Regions from separate parts of the Homo sapiens genome. Here region 2 is linked to region 1. The links are chromatin contacts, found by Hi-C or POLR2A ChIA-PET in ENCODE. All regions are on one chromosome and are shown on one strand. Each heading gives the region's core, a stretch centred on a gene start or an enhancer-like site at or near the end of the contact. The rest is flanking DNA. Distances are from core to core; before and after follow the strand shown. Region 1 holds the start of DUSP14 (dual specificity phosphatase 14). Region 2 holds the start of HNF1B (HNF1 homeobox B).

Evidence for each region. Hi-C counts contacts between places; a loop is a spot of excess contacts on that map. ChIA-PET counts read pairs that join two places held with the same protein, here RNA polymerase II (POLR2A). Pooled maps may share reads with other maps.
Region 2: a pooled map shows a loop between it and region 1 (4-fold over the local background). The contact joins the promoter of HNF1B here to the promoter of DUSP14 in region 1. A Hi-C loop is called at or near these places in 1 of 37 single-sample maps with no recorded cell type and 3 of 50 pooled maps. POLR2A ChIA-PET finds 5 or more read pairs at or near these places in 2 of 52 experiments (WTC11 and activated B cell).

The regions. Positions count from the first base shown.
Region 1 is chr17:37,485,934-37,493,481 of GRCh38, forward strand. DUSP14 (dual specificity phosphatase 14) reads left to right here and starts at 3,958. Exons shown (of 3, transcript NM_007026.4): 1 at 3,958-4,025. RefSeq lists an enhancer at 5,058-5,843.
Region 2 is chr17:37,740,635-37,748,182 of GRCh38, forward strand. It overlaps HNF1B (HNF1 homeobox B), which reads right to left and starts at 4,425. Exons shown (of 9, transcript NM_000458.4): 1 at 3,907-4,425. The coding sequence starts at 4,250. RefSeq lists enhancers at 1,009-1,511, 1,512-2,016.

The sequences.
Region 1 (7,548 bases), core at 2,708-5,207:
AAGTACATGATTTTCCTGTACCACCCAATTCACATCATGCAAAAGTCTCACAGAGAGGGACATGAAGATCTGCAAGAACAAATGTTAAAACAGACAGATGTGCATTTTACAAGGATGTTGTTTATCTTGAAATTCTCATCACTGCATCATTGCTACTGCCCAAGGGTTGAATTAAGGGCAAAACATTTCAGAGACAGATTTGAAATTACCTAATTATCCTAGACATGTTGTAATGTTCCCTTTTATAATGCCTGGCTCAAAAAGCTTGATGTCAGGTTACAGAACTGTATGCATTCTTTGATTGTAATTGTGTTAACAATAGTAAAAAATCTTGCATACAATCAAGACCAGAAAGAAATCCAGATGCTAATTGTTGTTTTGTTAAGTAATAAAATGGTGGTAAGCAATGCTTTTTCTCTTTTTGCTTTTTTTTCTTTTTCTTATCTGTAATGTGACAATTCTTTATTACTTGGAAAGTACATTTTATGAGAACTGTGAAAACTCGGAAAGTAGAAGTTCAAAGTATTTTACATTTAATAACATCTAGCTAATCCTTATGATATCTAGATAAGGTGCTACTTTACATCTTATGAAATAGCACAAGCCTTAGGCAAACTTCTGTAGTAGAAGAAATGTGTTCTGAGACTTCTGAGACTTCTATCTTGCTAGTTTTTAAGATATCTTTTCTCCCAGAAACCTGGTGTCCAGTGTCCCTCTCAAATCTGCCAAAGGACAGTAGCTTAAAGATTTACTTATCTCAGGGGAGTTGCATTTTTATAGCCATCAATGGCATATAATTTGGAATTAGAGGCACAGGCAAGCAGGCCTTCCGAATCTCTGTGAGCCACAAGACCCGATGGCACCCTGAAATCAAACTTCTGTAGACTGGGAGCCTTGTTGACCGCTGTTCCCCAATTCTGACAGATCAAAGCTGTTGCTAATTTGTTAACCAGAGGCAGTGATACAAATGGAAGATGCAACTATTCATTCTGAGGGACGCATAAAAGTCTGATTAATCTAAGGAGCAGTCATTGCCCAAGCAGTTAAGGAGAATATTTTTGGAAAGGCAGACATCAGAAGCTAAGCAGAGTACAAATTTCCACCCTCTACTTACTGTATTAATCATATCAGCTCTCACTCTTCGTAGATGCTGCCCTGCTCGAAAGCACTGGTTATTTAGCTGGGAGTCAGGAGAACCCAAACCCTCCCTGGGCATAGACAAATTGTAATTTTATAGCAGACAGCCTCTAAAATGTTTCTACATCCACAACAGTTGACACTGCCAGGCGCAGTGGCTCATGCCTCTAATCCCAGCACTATGGGAGGCTGAGGTGGGAGGATTGTTTGAGCTTAGGAGTTCGAGACCAGGCTGGGCAACATATTATTTAAAGAGACTAGGTCTCTTTAGTAATAACAAGGCCAGGTGCGGTGGCTCACGTCTATAACCTCAGGGGGCATCACCTGAGGTCGGGAGTTCAAGACCAGCCTGACCAACGTAGAGAAACCCTGTCTCTACTAAAAACACAAAATTAGCCAGGCGTGGTGGTGCGTGCCTGTAATCCCAGCTACTCGGGAGGCTGAGGCAGGAGAATCACTTGAACCCGGGAGGCGGAGGTTGCGCTGGGCCGAGATCGTGCCATTGCACTCCAGCCCAGGCAACAAGAGCGAAACTCCGTCCCCCCCAAAATAATAAAAACTAATTAGCCAGGCGTGGTGGCGTGCCTGTAGTCCCAGCTACTTGGGAAGCTGAAGTGGGAGGACCACCTGAGCCCGGGAAGTGGAGGCTTCAGTGAGCCATGATTGCACCACTGCACTCCATCCTGAAGCCTATCTTAAAAAAAAAAGAAGAAAAAGTGACACCTATAAAAAAACTCACATACTTATAGTCCAGAAATGTGCTGTCCAGTAAGGTAGCCACTAGCCACATGTGGCTATCTAAATTTACTAAAATAAAATTTTAAATTCACTTCCTTAGTTACACTAGCCATATTTCGTGTTCAGTAGCAACATGAGGCTAGTGGCTACTGTACTGGAGAGTGGAGATACAGAACATGTCCATCATCACACAAAGTTCTACTGGACAGTGCTGGTCCAGAAGAGAATAACTTCAAATTGCATTTTTGGTACAGGCATGTATAAGCCCGCACTTCCACATTCTGTAAAGGCATAAACCGCCTCCCTACCCCAGGGCATGTCTGTACAGTCATTAAATGGTCTGACTCCAGCACTTCTTTCTACTTAATCTCTAAATCTCTAAATCTTGACACGCACATCGCACACAACACAAACTCTATTTTAGCCCACCTCCCTCTTCACTGACTCTTCATGGTAGGTTTAGTTCCCATAATCCATGAAAATGCCTAGCTCCTTGTCACTAGAGCTTGTTTTGGAAACCTGCCTACAGTGTAACAAGCTGGAATGTGAAGAGGGATGCATCTATTTGTGTTGCTGAGTCATTGAATTGACTGAAGCTTCAAGGACTAGGGGGTGCTGAGCAGAAATGAAAACACACAATCCTTTCTGTTAGAGATTTGCTCTTTTCGTATTGGCATGTAAACAAGTAAGTCACTAAGTGAACTGACGTCACAATTTAGTTTTAGGAAGATGCTTTTCCCAGGCACGATTTGAACTCAGTGGTTTCCTGAATCTAGCAAAGTATGCTGCTTTGTTTTCTCTTAGATTAATTTTGCCTAATTTTAAAGCTTTGATTCTCTTTTTACGAAGACGAAAATAAATCTCTCTAGTCTGGGCCTTTTTCGTTTCCCAGGATTATGATTAAAATTATCACTAACTTTTAGATAGTCCAGCACGCACCGGATGACTCTGAAGCCGGTTGGGCAGTGGAGATCGGGAAGAACATGAAAAAGCTTCAAAGCTTTTGGTTGAGGACATCGGGAGATGTAAACCCCAAACGCGGGTTTTACTTCTCCCCTCCACCCCTCCCCGCAAACCCATGCCTACTCGTTTTGACTGCTCAGCAATTCTGAGGCCAACCATTTGCAACGGCGAGGAGCAGGGGCTGGTGAGTCAAGGACTGGGCATGGAGTCAGGACTCTTAGGTGCCTTGACTCACGGCAGAGCCTTGAGGAAGTCGCTTTGCCTCCCACGTGTCTCCCTTCACCTGCCAGAGGCGGAGGGGAGGCGGGGCTGTGCTGGAAAACGTCCGTTTCGCACCGACTTATGTTACAGATGGGCAGACCTGAATTTTAAAAGACCCTCAGAGTCACACAGCAAATGAGCCCTCAAATGCCCGTGTCCCGCCTGCGCTCCGGAGAACCCCTGCCCTGCCTCGGGGACTCGGGAGGTGGGTGTGGGCTCCGAGACTCGGACGGCACCTTGGCGTGGCGAGAGCAGGTGGAGATGCGCACGGAGGTTGCATGTTCACCTCCGGGTCTCGGGCGCCACGGCTGCCCGTACCTGTTCCAGCAAGCGTCAGCCAGGAACTGCCGCGCTACTGATTTTCCCTTCGCTCTTGGGTCCCAACCCCCGGGCTCTCCGGGCTAGGGAGGCGGTGGGGTGGGGTCGAGGCCGTCCCGAGCCACCCGCGGCGGCTTCACACCTGTATCGGATTTGCTTTCTCGCCTTTAATCCTCTCCAATCCCGAAAGCACCCCAGCAGAGCGCCCCCGCAGCCCGCCTCGAGCCCGGCTCATACGCAGACGCTGACTGGGGAAGCGAGGGGTCGCCGGTGTGTGAGGCAGGGTAAGAGACCAGGGGACCTGCACGGAGGAGCGCTCTAGGGGAGGCTGCTGCCTCGGGAGCTAGGGCGCGCCCGGACCACACCGCACGGCGCAGAAGCCCAGCGCGCACGCGCGCCGCCTGCCGCCCCGCGCGTCCCCCCGCCCCGCGTCGCGTCCCCCCACCTCGGGAGAGGGCGGCCAGGCGCAGGGAGCGTGCGCGCGGCCCGCCCCGGGCGCGGGCGGAGGGAGGAGGAGGCGGCGCGCGCGGCGCCCAGCCCGCAGAAGCCGGTGGCCGCGCAGGAGGACGGAGCCCTAACCGCAACCCGCTCCGCGCCGCGCCGCGCCGGTAGGGGACCCGCAGGCCCGGGGGTGGGGGTTGTGGGGAAGGTGTTGGGGTGGGGCGGGAGGGCGGGACTTCGCGCTTCGGGTCCCTGGGCGCAGGGGGACCCAGAGGCCCGCGCGACCCCGCCTCTGGAAACTTTGTGCCGGCGCCCCCACCTGCTCCCTGGCGGTCCTTGACTCTTCGGGGCGGCCCGCGGAGGAGAGGCCCGAGACCTTCCGCAGCGCACCCTCGCCGGCCCTGAGCGTGCGCCCCCTGCCGCTCCCCCGCCGCGCCGCGCCGCCCCCGCGACCCTGTCCCTGTGCCCCGGGGCTCCAGCAGCCTCGGCCGCGCCTCCTCCGTCGCCTTCCGACCCCGCTGAGGCCGCCTACTCTCGCTGGCATCCACCCGCTCTGGAGCGCGCCGCCGCTTTTTGCATCTCCCCGAGGTTTCTGGTGCATGGATAGAAGCAACTTGACTTTCAGCGATGCCAAGTGTCCAACTTGAGTCTTTCTCTGCGGTGGTAGATGGGTGTGCGCGGTGCTAACATCTGTCTTTTTATTTCTCCTAAGTACCCTTGCTCCGGAGCGAAGTTGAGTTGTTGTTTGTAAAGAGGGGGTGCGTGCTGTGGCCGCCTTAAGTGGATTGTATAACTGTATTTTATTTAGGTGGATGTTGCCAGTGGTACCAGCCAGTGTTATGGTAACTGGGCATCCCAGAGGCTAGGGAAGGAGGAGCGACTTACAAATGCAGTTTTACCATGCAGAGATTTTTTTTTTTTAAAACCACCTTGTACTTTCTATCCAGCAGGACCTCCGGACATTTAGTGTGTGTTAACTCGTTAGCTGTTCATTATCGTTTTATAAGAGAGGGGGGTGGAGAGCGTTACCATCCCGTTTTACAGATGTAAAAACGGAGGCGAAGAGCAAACTCCGGGTATCCTTAGTAACCTTAAAAGAATAGGGACCAAGAGATTTAACCCAGAGTCTCCTGGAATTCCTAGTCCCTAAGGCCACTCAGAAGTATGATGGAATGTTGGACCGTCCTCCCTGACATTCTACAGATCACTTAAGAGTCAGAGAGGCCGAGGCCAGCCGGCAGCTCCATGCCTGAGACTCAGCTCTGCCACAAAGTTAAGTAACACTGGACAAGTCACAGTTTCTCTCCGCTCATTTCCTTCCTGCTCTCTAAAACCAGGGGAACAAAGGTGCTGTATTCTTTGCAGAGTTGTGCGTGTGTCTGGAAGCTCCACTCCCTTGAGCTGCGATTTGGTTATTGTTAGTTGTTGTGGACTCATAAAGGCCCCCAGTCTTGGTTCCCTTGAGAAATGCAGGGAAGGAGGCACCCCCACAGTGAACGCCTCTTCTTCGCCAGAGACGCCTGAGAATTCACATCAGGGACACTTCACATCAGGGACAGGCCGGGGCAGAGACCCTGACCTGAGGGAGGGACGAGGGTTGCCACGAGGAGGTAGGAAGGAGCCCTGCACAGGAGGCTTGACACATGGGCCCTATTCCTGCCTCCAGCTCTGACTCATCTTCTGACGCTTGGGGGAGGAGAGGTAGTTGCTTGGTATTTTTGGCTTTCCACCATAAAACTGGAGACAGTTTCCTTCATTCCAAGTCGTTTTAATGTCACTGTTGAACGTGTGTGTCCTGAGTTCTCATCTGAAAGCTTTCATATCGGTTGACTGCAGGTATGAATTCTGTAATAATAATTAATAGAATGGCATAAATGTATATTCATATCATAAAAGACTAGCCAAGTATGTAAGTCCAGGAAATCCTTTAATACTTTAACATTTTTAAAAAGTGGGCTTTAGGGAGGGCTATGTTTGATGGGTTCCTTTGCAATTGGGATTTTAAGGCAAAATGGATTAAAAATGCTTTTCCCAAAATCACAAGAAATACATTAACCATTCTCTGTGAGATTTAAACTTTACTAATAAGGTTAAAGCTTTCTTTTGAACCTCTTCCTCAAAAGTAACTGCCGAGTGCATCTTGATCGGTTTGTGTATATCTTTTTAGACTTTTCTAAGCATTTTTATAAATGTCCGTTTGCACAAAGTGGTTTTTTAACCGAAATTAATTATTTTAAAGTTGACTTGTCCTGTTTATAAAGATTTGGCTTCTGTCAAGAACAAGTAATGTGTTTAAGTACAACTGTTGGTAAAGTTTTAATAATCCTGATAGACGGTGTTACTTCCCAGGGCAAGGGGCAAATTACCCCTTTTAAACAACTTCAAAGTAGTAGAATCATTACGATCCTAGGTTTTACTCTTAGGTGCTGAATAAAACTTTCCTATTTAAAAAAAAAATCTAGGACTACTAGCCTATTGTCTTGTCTTTGCTTATAAAGAAACGTCAAAGGGAGTGGAAGACAGGGAGAGTTGCTAAAGCAACCAAGGCCTGGGTATAAACTTACAGAGCTAACATTTAAGATGGCTTTATTATTTATGAAAGCTTCACTTCACCTGGGTGAAGACAAAGGAAAGTGTTAATGTGGGCACCCTTCAAACCGGTAATTTCAGGAAATGGATGGGTTAAAACAAAATTCATGTCAGGATTCTGTGGATTTATATATTATACATTTACCGAGGACTTTTACCATGCTAAAGGTGCTGTGCCTGAATACAGAGGAAGAAGGCAAGTAAGGTCGGTCTCTGACCTTATGAAGCTGACAGGCAAATAGTGACATTCAGAGAGAGTTGGCCAGAATTGTTGTCATGGTTCTGAATTCCCAGAAATCAACATTAGATTTATTGAATTGTGAATTATGTAAAAAAGTGTCTAAAACAAATGGATAATTTGATGGATTATTTTAACGAAAACATAAGTGTAACTGTCTTGCAGGTCAAGAATCTGACTCCACACTCTCTCCCTCCCCCAGAGGTCCTAGCCAGAAACTACCCTGACTTTTATGGAAATCATTTCCTTCTTTTCTATAGTTTTTATCCCCTAAATATAAATCCCTAATTGACATAGTTTTATTTTGCTTGTTTTTAACCTCAGTGCAAACTAAAAGTAGATACTCTTGTGAATCCTTCCTTCTGGCCGGCATCGTGTGTGTGTGTGTGTATGTGTATGTATGTGTGTGTGTATGTATGTATATACACACGCACATATATAATTTTTTAAATTTCTGCAGCATGCTATTTTAAAAGATTTATCCATATCGTTGCCTATGCCTGTAGTTTTTGTGTTTTAATTTTTTTAGAGACAAGGTCTCACTATATTGCCCAGGCTGGTCTTGAACTCCTGGGCTCAAGGGATCCTCCTGCCTGGGCCTCCCAAAGTGCTGGGATTACAGGTGTGAGCCACCACACCCAGCCCAGTTAGTACATTTTTGTCTTATGAACATACCACAAATTACCTTTCCACTGTTGATGGACATCTGGGTTGTTTCTGGTCTGGGGCAATTATGAACAGCCCTGAGTCAGGTGTGCATACCTTCAGCTTTACTAGTTGATACCTGGTTTCCAAAGTGGTTGTACCAATTTACATTCCTTCAGTGGTGTCAGCCTTGAGTTTGTAAGTCACTGTATTTGCTG
Region 2 (7,548 bases), core at 3,175-5,674, 260 kb after region 1:
TTAAAAAAAAAAAAAATCCACAGCTCCACCTTCCAGACAAAATCTACTGGGCTAATGGGGACAAATAACTTCAATTTCGGACATTAACAATTTTAGATGCTTGTTTTCCTGTATTATGTTTCTCATAAATTTTAAATACTGGATAAGAACATGGTTATACTTTTCATTTCTCATAAACACAGGTGTGTAAACTGCTAGTTTTAGCACCTTTGAATTTTATTTGTCTAGAATGGTTTCAACTTTGCCAATATCTTTTCTTGCTTATTGAACAGATGCTTTGAAAAGAGAGATATAATTTAAAACTAGAAATTAAAATAGTGTGCAGCACAGAACAAAAGTACTAAAGAAGCAATATATACATGTTTACTATTTATTTAATGCAGGTACATATTTAACTTACAAAAACCAGCACCCCATTACTGTATGTTGATATATATATTAGCTTGATAGAACAAGAAAAAAAACGGAAGGGAAAACTAGTTTCAGGTGAAACAAAAAAGAAAACGGTGTAGAGGCTGAAATAGATACAGCATTGCAACATAATAAGCAATTTTATTTCTAAATGGCGCCTTTAAATATGTCAAATAAAATTAATTCTGTTTAATGAATAAAAATCCAGTAATCGAACATATTTTATAAGCATTTGGGTAGTTGTGATTATTTTATTAAGACTTTGATATTAAACTCGTGAGAACACAGGCTTTGATAGAGATGTTTTTGAGAAATGCAAACTTTTTATATTAATTATATATAAGAACGAATTTCTCAAGTATTTACAAAGGTAATTTCCAAGTACACAATATGAGGAAGTAACAAGAAGAACAAAAAATGAGAAAACGAGTTACAGTTTCAAACGTGGAGAATTCACATTAAGAGGAAAATAATGTAATAAACGTTTTAGACATATCCTTGTAAACATCACAGATCATTTAAAAGTTTATTTCTGGTCAATATTTCCACCGATATTTTTAGGATGGAAAAATACTTTCAACGGCTACGAACAAGACTCCTCGAACCTTAGGGGAAAAATTGCATTTTAAAAGTGAATATTGCTTTAGCAAATTCTTCGGCTATTTTTCTTTTGTTTAAATGCCTTTACCTGTGTTCATTTTGTATGCCTAAGAAACCTAGAAAAATAGGGTACTGTTCTAAGTGGGAATGATTCTGTGGAAACAGTGAATTAGCCCAACAATTGGGGAGGGTTTAAAAAAAGCCCCCAAGAACCTTATAAATAATGGCAAAACCTTTTAAGTCCGACTTAAAAGAGTGAGGAGTAAGATGGCGCAGTTATACCTTCACAACCCTCTGACCCCAAAATTCACGTGTGTTCACCGGGAAGAGCCGGGAGAGCTGGTTATTTTTGTTTGTTTGTTTGAAAACACAGCTCAGGTTCAGAGGTTCCCTAACACCGAGAAAGGCACCGGTCCCGAAGAGGGCCTGCGGCCATTGTGTCCCAAGCGCAGGTGTCAAACGCCGGCCGCGGCGCCCGCAGGGTCCGTCCCGCACGCTCCTTCTCAAACAATGACTTTGCTGCCCACGAGCAGAGAAGCCTGGACTCCAGCGCAGTCCGCAGCGCGTTCGTTAAGGAGCCCAACTTCGGCTTCTTAGAATGCAGCCCACTTTCTAGACGCCCCCGGCGCACCTGCCTCGAGGCCGCGAGAAAGGCCAGCTCCGGCCGGGAGCCGGGGACCGGGAAGCGCGCAGTCCCGACCTTCCTCCCCTGCCTTTCTCTTCCAGGAGGTTTACTAGAACTCCGGGAACTCCAAAACGCGACTTTTCTTTCTCTTTGCTTTTCGTCTTAAGGGAACACGGTGGGCAAAAGAAGGGAGTGCGTGTGCCCGAGGCTTGGGAGCCCCCTGTGCAGTGACCTAGGAACCGCTAGCGATTTCTTGAAAAATTACTTTAATCAAGTCCGGCGCTCCCGGGAGCGGGGGAGGAAAGGCAGCACCCGCTCGGGACGGGAGAAAAAAGCCTCCAGGTCTGTCCCGCGTCTCCAACTCGGCGAGGGTCTCCGGCTCCCCAGTCCCTCTCCCTGCCCTGCTGGGGCCTGGGGCTTTGGGGAGGGAAGAGCGGGGCTGGGGTCTAAGGACCCTGGGCCGGGCCTGGCTCTCCGCCGGCCGGGCCTGCGGGTGTCGGCGACCCGGGGGCTCCGCGGGCGGCTCGGGCGCTCACAGAGCCCGCGTCCCGCGCCAGAGCGGTGAGGCCGCAGGGCCGCACGGGGCGCCTGGCTGGGTGCGCGCTGGGAGCGGCGAGCAGCCCCGCGCCCGCGTTTTGATCTCCTTCCCCCCTCTAAGCCGCGTTTACAACTTCACCAATGAATAACCCGCCTCTCTTTTCAACCTAATCACGGCTCTTTGTGTATCTTTCTGTTGATGATTTATAGAAATAAATTAATAACACCCCAACTCCACGTGCTGCAGTTTATGTTACGTCTCAGCTGCGGCCAGCCCGGCGCGGGGCTGGGTGCGGAGGGGCGCCCCAGGTCCTTCCAGCGCCGCGCTAGAAAGCGGGCGCCTGCGGCCGAGTGGGAGGGCCTAGGCCCTGTGGCCCCCGGTGGCCGGCGGTGGGAGCCTGGTTCATCCGCCAGGTCCTGAGCGACCTCCCCGGCAGCCCTGGCGCCCCAGCCGCTCCTAGGGGCCACTCTCTCGACCCCTCTTAGCCTCCGCGACTCACACCTTCCGCCTCGCGGAACTCTCTTGCAGGAGTTCTCTCCCGGTAGGGGAGAAATCACCTCCGGGCGGGAGAGCGACGAGGGAAGAACCTCAAACCTATGAATTATACCAAAGTGTGTTTGGGGAAAAAAAATCTACAAGTTCCCCTGATTGTTTTGGCTAGAGGGCAAACCGCCAGGCCCTCGGAGCACAAATTCAAATGCAAGGTCATATCCCACCCCAAACCGCCGCTGCGGACGTGCGGCCAAGGCTCAGCCCCGAAATCGCAGCGCTTCAGTGTCCGAAGCCACGCGATGGGCTCTGTCCTAAAGCGGAGTGGCCCGGGAGCGACGTGCTGTCTCAGGGAACCGCTCGGCTCCTTAGATAATTAGTAACCAGCTGTCAAAGTCTAGGGCGGTCGGGGAGGACCCACAAACGATCCCGGCCCTGGGGATACACTGCCAGCCGGCCTGAACTCCCGGGGAGAGGCCGGGGGTGGGCAGCGAGGTCTGGAAACGCCCTCCTTTCTCAGACTGAGACCAGATCCTCTGCGAACTGAGGTCTGAGACGCGTTCGCCCCCACACCACCGCGCTTGGTTTCTTTGGCCCCGCGCGTGTCCACCCGGACCCTGCATGGAACATGCCCTTTGCAAATCTAAACCCGCGTTGGGGATCCCGGATAATTCCGGGCCTTGCATGGGCGCGGCTAACAAGAGTGCCCACCAGGGAACTCGCCTCCCAGATCCCGGCTCCGGATGCCGCCTGTCCTTCGGCAAAGAACTGCAGGTCATCATGCAGGTCAATGTGTCCGAGGCCGACATGCGGCTTTCCAGACCCGAGGCAGGGCGCAGGAAAAATGCGCGGCCTGGGGCTTGCAGCGGCGCGAGGCTCTGCTCCCGGGAAGTCGCAGCGGTTTCACTGCACCCACTCGCACCTTCAGTCGCGTGGGCAAACCTCCCGGCAAAGGGCTCCACAGCTCCAGTTCTCCCCGGCCCAGCCCCAGCCCCGCGGGGAAAAGCCCTTGGGTCTCGGACGCTGGCCTGGGCCTGGGGAGAAGAAGCCCGGTGGGCCGCAGGGTCGTCCCGCTAAGGGATTGGGAAGGGTCCGGGTGTTGGGAGAGAAGCAGAGCGCCCCCCGGGGGACTTCTCTGGTGGGAAACGGGCTTGGCGAGTGTGGTCGGGCGCAGTGTCACTCAGGCCCGGGGCCGGGGCTCCAGGGGTTCGGGTGGGTCCCCTCCACCTCGCTCTGCGCCTACCTGAGCATCCGGTCCACCTCCGCCCGCTGCTCCGCCGCCTCCTCGGTGTTGAGCGCCTGCAGCTCCTTGAGGATGGGAGGTGTGTCATAGTCGTCGCCGTCCTCGGAGCCCTCGTCGCCGGACAAGCGGCCCTTGGCGTGGCCGTTGGTGAGAGTATGGAAGACCGGCTTGGTGTCGGGCTCGGCCCCGCTGCCAGGGGACAGGGGCAGCGTCTCCAGCTTCACCCCGAAGTTCGGGGATGGCAGCAACTCCTCCAAGGCCTGAACCAGCACCTCCTTGGTGACCCCGGAGCTCAGCAGGGCGCTCAGGAGTTCTTGCTGGAGCGACGTGAGCTTGGACACCATTTTCCAAGGACGGAAAAAGAAGGGGGTGAGGGGGTGGGTGGGTGCGAGAGAGGAGGGTGGAGGGGAGTTTCACAAGCAAACCCCAAATCCAGGAACCCCTCCACCCTTCAGCCTCCAGACACCTGTTACTCCCCGGGGTCCCGGAGGCTCCTCCGAAAGGAGTCAGAAAACTTCTAACTTGCCATGATCGCCACCATTAGGCCATATAAGATATGCAAATTAGTGGGAAGGGCCCAGCTTTCGGCTGGATGCAAATGATGGTGGGGAGGGGGAAACCCGGAGAGAGGGAGAGCCGGAGGGGCAGACCTGGAGAGCAGAAGACCTGGGCCGGGAGCGGGGCTTTGCCAGGGTCCATTGTACTCACGCTGGGGGGCTAGAGACCTTCTTTTACTGGTTCTGCTTATCAGCCAAACTTCACCTAACCTTTGGACTTGTTAAGCCAGTGCCTTGCAGCCTAGGCGCGGGGCTTTTCCACCGGTTCTCAGTTCCGCTTTAGTCCAGAGAGAAGACACTACGCTTCGGGGTTCAGGTGAGAGCCAGAGGAAGCTGGGGTGCTCGTGGAAGAAGGGGACGCAGGAGGAAGCGAAGAGTAGAGACCCTGGATGCGTCCCGGCCGACGCAGGTGGTGGGCCAGGAGAGCCCGCAGGGCGGAAGAGAAACTGACCACTTAGGAAGGGGCGCCGAGGCCACGGGGGAGGTGAGGCAGCGTTAGGTGTGGTGAGCATGCCCTGGAGGGACTCCATTTATTTCTACCTCGGTTACTACCTCCAGGCCCCAGAACCTCCCTGGCCTGGTCTGGCGGTTTGGGTTTGCAGAACTGCCCGCCAGAGAGCGTAGGCGAGGGTGAAGGAGTCCGGGAGAACTCTTGGAAAGAGACTACTTTATGGGTAGAGGGAGTAGCCAAAGTGAAGCTCCCCCAGCAGCTGGGCTGCACCGGCGCCCAGCCTGGCCACGCCACTGGGGAGCTGGACCCCTGGGGCTCCTCACTCTCCTGTTTAAACCCGGATGTCAAGGCGCCTCCGCCTTGGGGGAGGATGGTGAGGCAGAATGGTGAGGCACTAGGATGGTGAGGCACTAGGATGGTGAGGCACTAGGATGGTGAGGCAGTGAAAGCAAAGCTTGACCTGCAGCTGGGTGGACACTTGCAGCCGAGGGTCCCCCCGGCCCACTCATTTCTGGTTTATTCGTAGTTCCAGAACATCTGTGGTTCCCTGGGCCGGGGACGAGCTCTGTAGACGAGGTCACTGCAGCAGTGGCAGAAGTCTTGCACTCCTAGTACAGAAGGTGTCGACAGAGCTACTGAGGGAAAGATGTTTTTTTTCCCACTCTGGCCTGGGCCAGGTAGGAAGCCATAGGCCTTGCAGCACTATTGGAGTTTCACCTGCTTCCCCCCTGGTGACGGGCAGGAGGGGAGGGCGGCGGAAGCGCGCCCAAACCGGCAAGCTAGGACCTGACCTGTAGAAGAACAGGGAAAGGGGCTTCTTTGCTTCCACCACACACAGACCTAAAGCTTCTGGGGAGGAGCATAACGCTTCCCTTCTGGGAGCCTCAGTTTCCTCATCTGCAAAAAGAGGATACCACTGATAACCTTTTTTTGGGGGTTGTGTATATTGACTGAGGCCACTTGTGCAACCGCTTGGTCTAATAATAAAGTTCAACACTTTCTGGTCTGAGAAGACGGGAAGCCAGTTCCCAGTAGTAAAACTGAGTTACTCTGGAAACTTAGGGTATTCAGAATTGGTGATACAGTGCTGGGGTTGGAGGGATTGGGGGACTAGGGTTTCAGAATCAGCAGAAAAATTGCAAAGGAGTTTCTAAGCACATTTTCCTTCCTCTCCCACCCTTGAAAGATATCTAGGAGGAAGTAAGGTTAGGTTAGGGATAGAGAGGAATTTCAGCAGGAGGAGGAAGAGTCTAGCAGCTCTCATCTGCCTAGGGGCAGGATCTAATCTCCTAGGTGTGCAAGGGCTGATGGTGTAATTTATCAAGTCAGGCTGTTAAGGAGCTAGGATGCCTCTTAAATACAGGGTCTGCTACAGGTGCCTGGGCCACTTGTGCTGAGAGCCAGAAGGAAGCGGGATGGTTGTGTGCGTGTAGCCTGAGGAAAGTTTACACTGATCTCAGTCCCTCTTTCCCGGAGACAAGCAAATCCCAAATTCAGGAACCTCTCCATCCTTCAGCCTCCAGACACCCATTACTCCTCAGGGTGCCACAGGGAGTCATAACTTCATGAAAATGTTGGCTTTTCATTTCACCTTCTTTCCCTCTAGTTTGTTGTAATAGGTGCAAATCTTTGCTTCTCATAATTCTGCCCAATGGAAGAACATTCTCTGCCTACCCAGCTTGCCTCAAGAAGGATAATGAAGTGTTCAGAGTAAATGTCCCTGAAGAACAATCTCTTCGTCTGTCTCTCACTCGCTATCAGGATAGAAGCATCAAGTGTAATGAAGATCAGTTTCTGTGTTAAGCTGGGAAAACCCATTTAAAAAACAGCAATCACTTCTGTTGTAACAACAAAACTTTGATTGGCAGTTGCAGCTGCTGTGTGCCCCATCTGATTCCCAAGCCTCATTCTCTCTCAAAATTCAGGTGTCAGCAAACCCATTCTTCCCCACACCCCAGCTAACTATGTGAATGTGCAGGCAATTTCACACAGAGGATAGGACAAACTTCCTATGAGTGTCCAGGTATGTTTTCCAGGTAATCTGGCTATTCATATCTAGCAACTTCCTGTAATGCTCCTTCCTAGTCCTACCTTGTAATATGCCACTTTGTGCAATATAAGCGCTTATCAAGTAATTGTTCTGTACTATAGATCTTCAAACAGATTCACCAGTCCCTTCATATGGAAGTTTAAAAAGAGCTGTGTAAAGTAGACCAGCAGATAGTCTTTCAGAATGCAGTTCATAATGTTAAGTGAGCTATCTTGTAAAACTCTTCAGTTAAACTTCCCCCAAATAGAGGAAGACGGAGTAGGATTGAAATAACATCTGTTTATGCTTCACACAGAATAAAGTCGTGATGGACTGATATAATAACTCCATTTTAAAGATGGAAAAATAAGATATGGGAGAGTCTCAGGTTGCTTGTAGCCACCTCAGCAAATTAATGGAAGGGTTGAGGTTGGGGCTCAGAACTTTTGAGCAGGGTTTTAGGATGAAAGAGGAGGGTCTCTAGCTGTCATTGTTTTGAGGGATGAGAAGTTGAAAGAGGGATTCTGTGGGGGAGAGGTGGAGGATACCCAGCAGAGAATAGAGGGCAGGGTTTGGAGTAGTCAAACAGAACTAAACTTGAACCC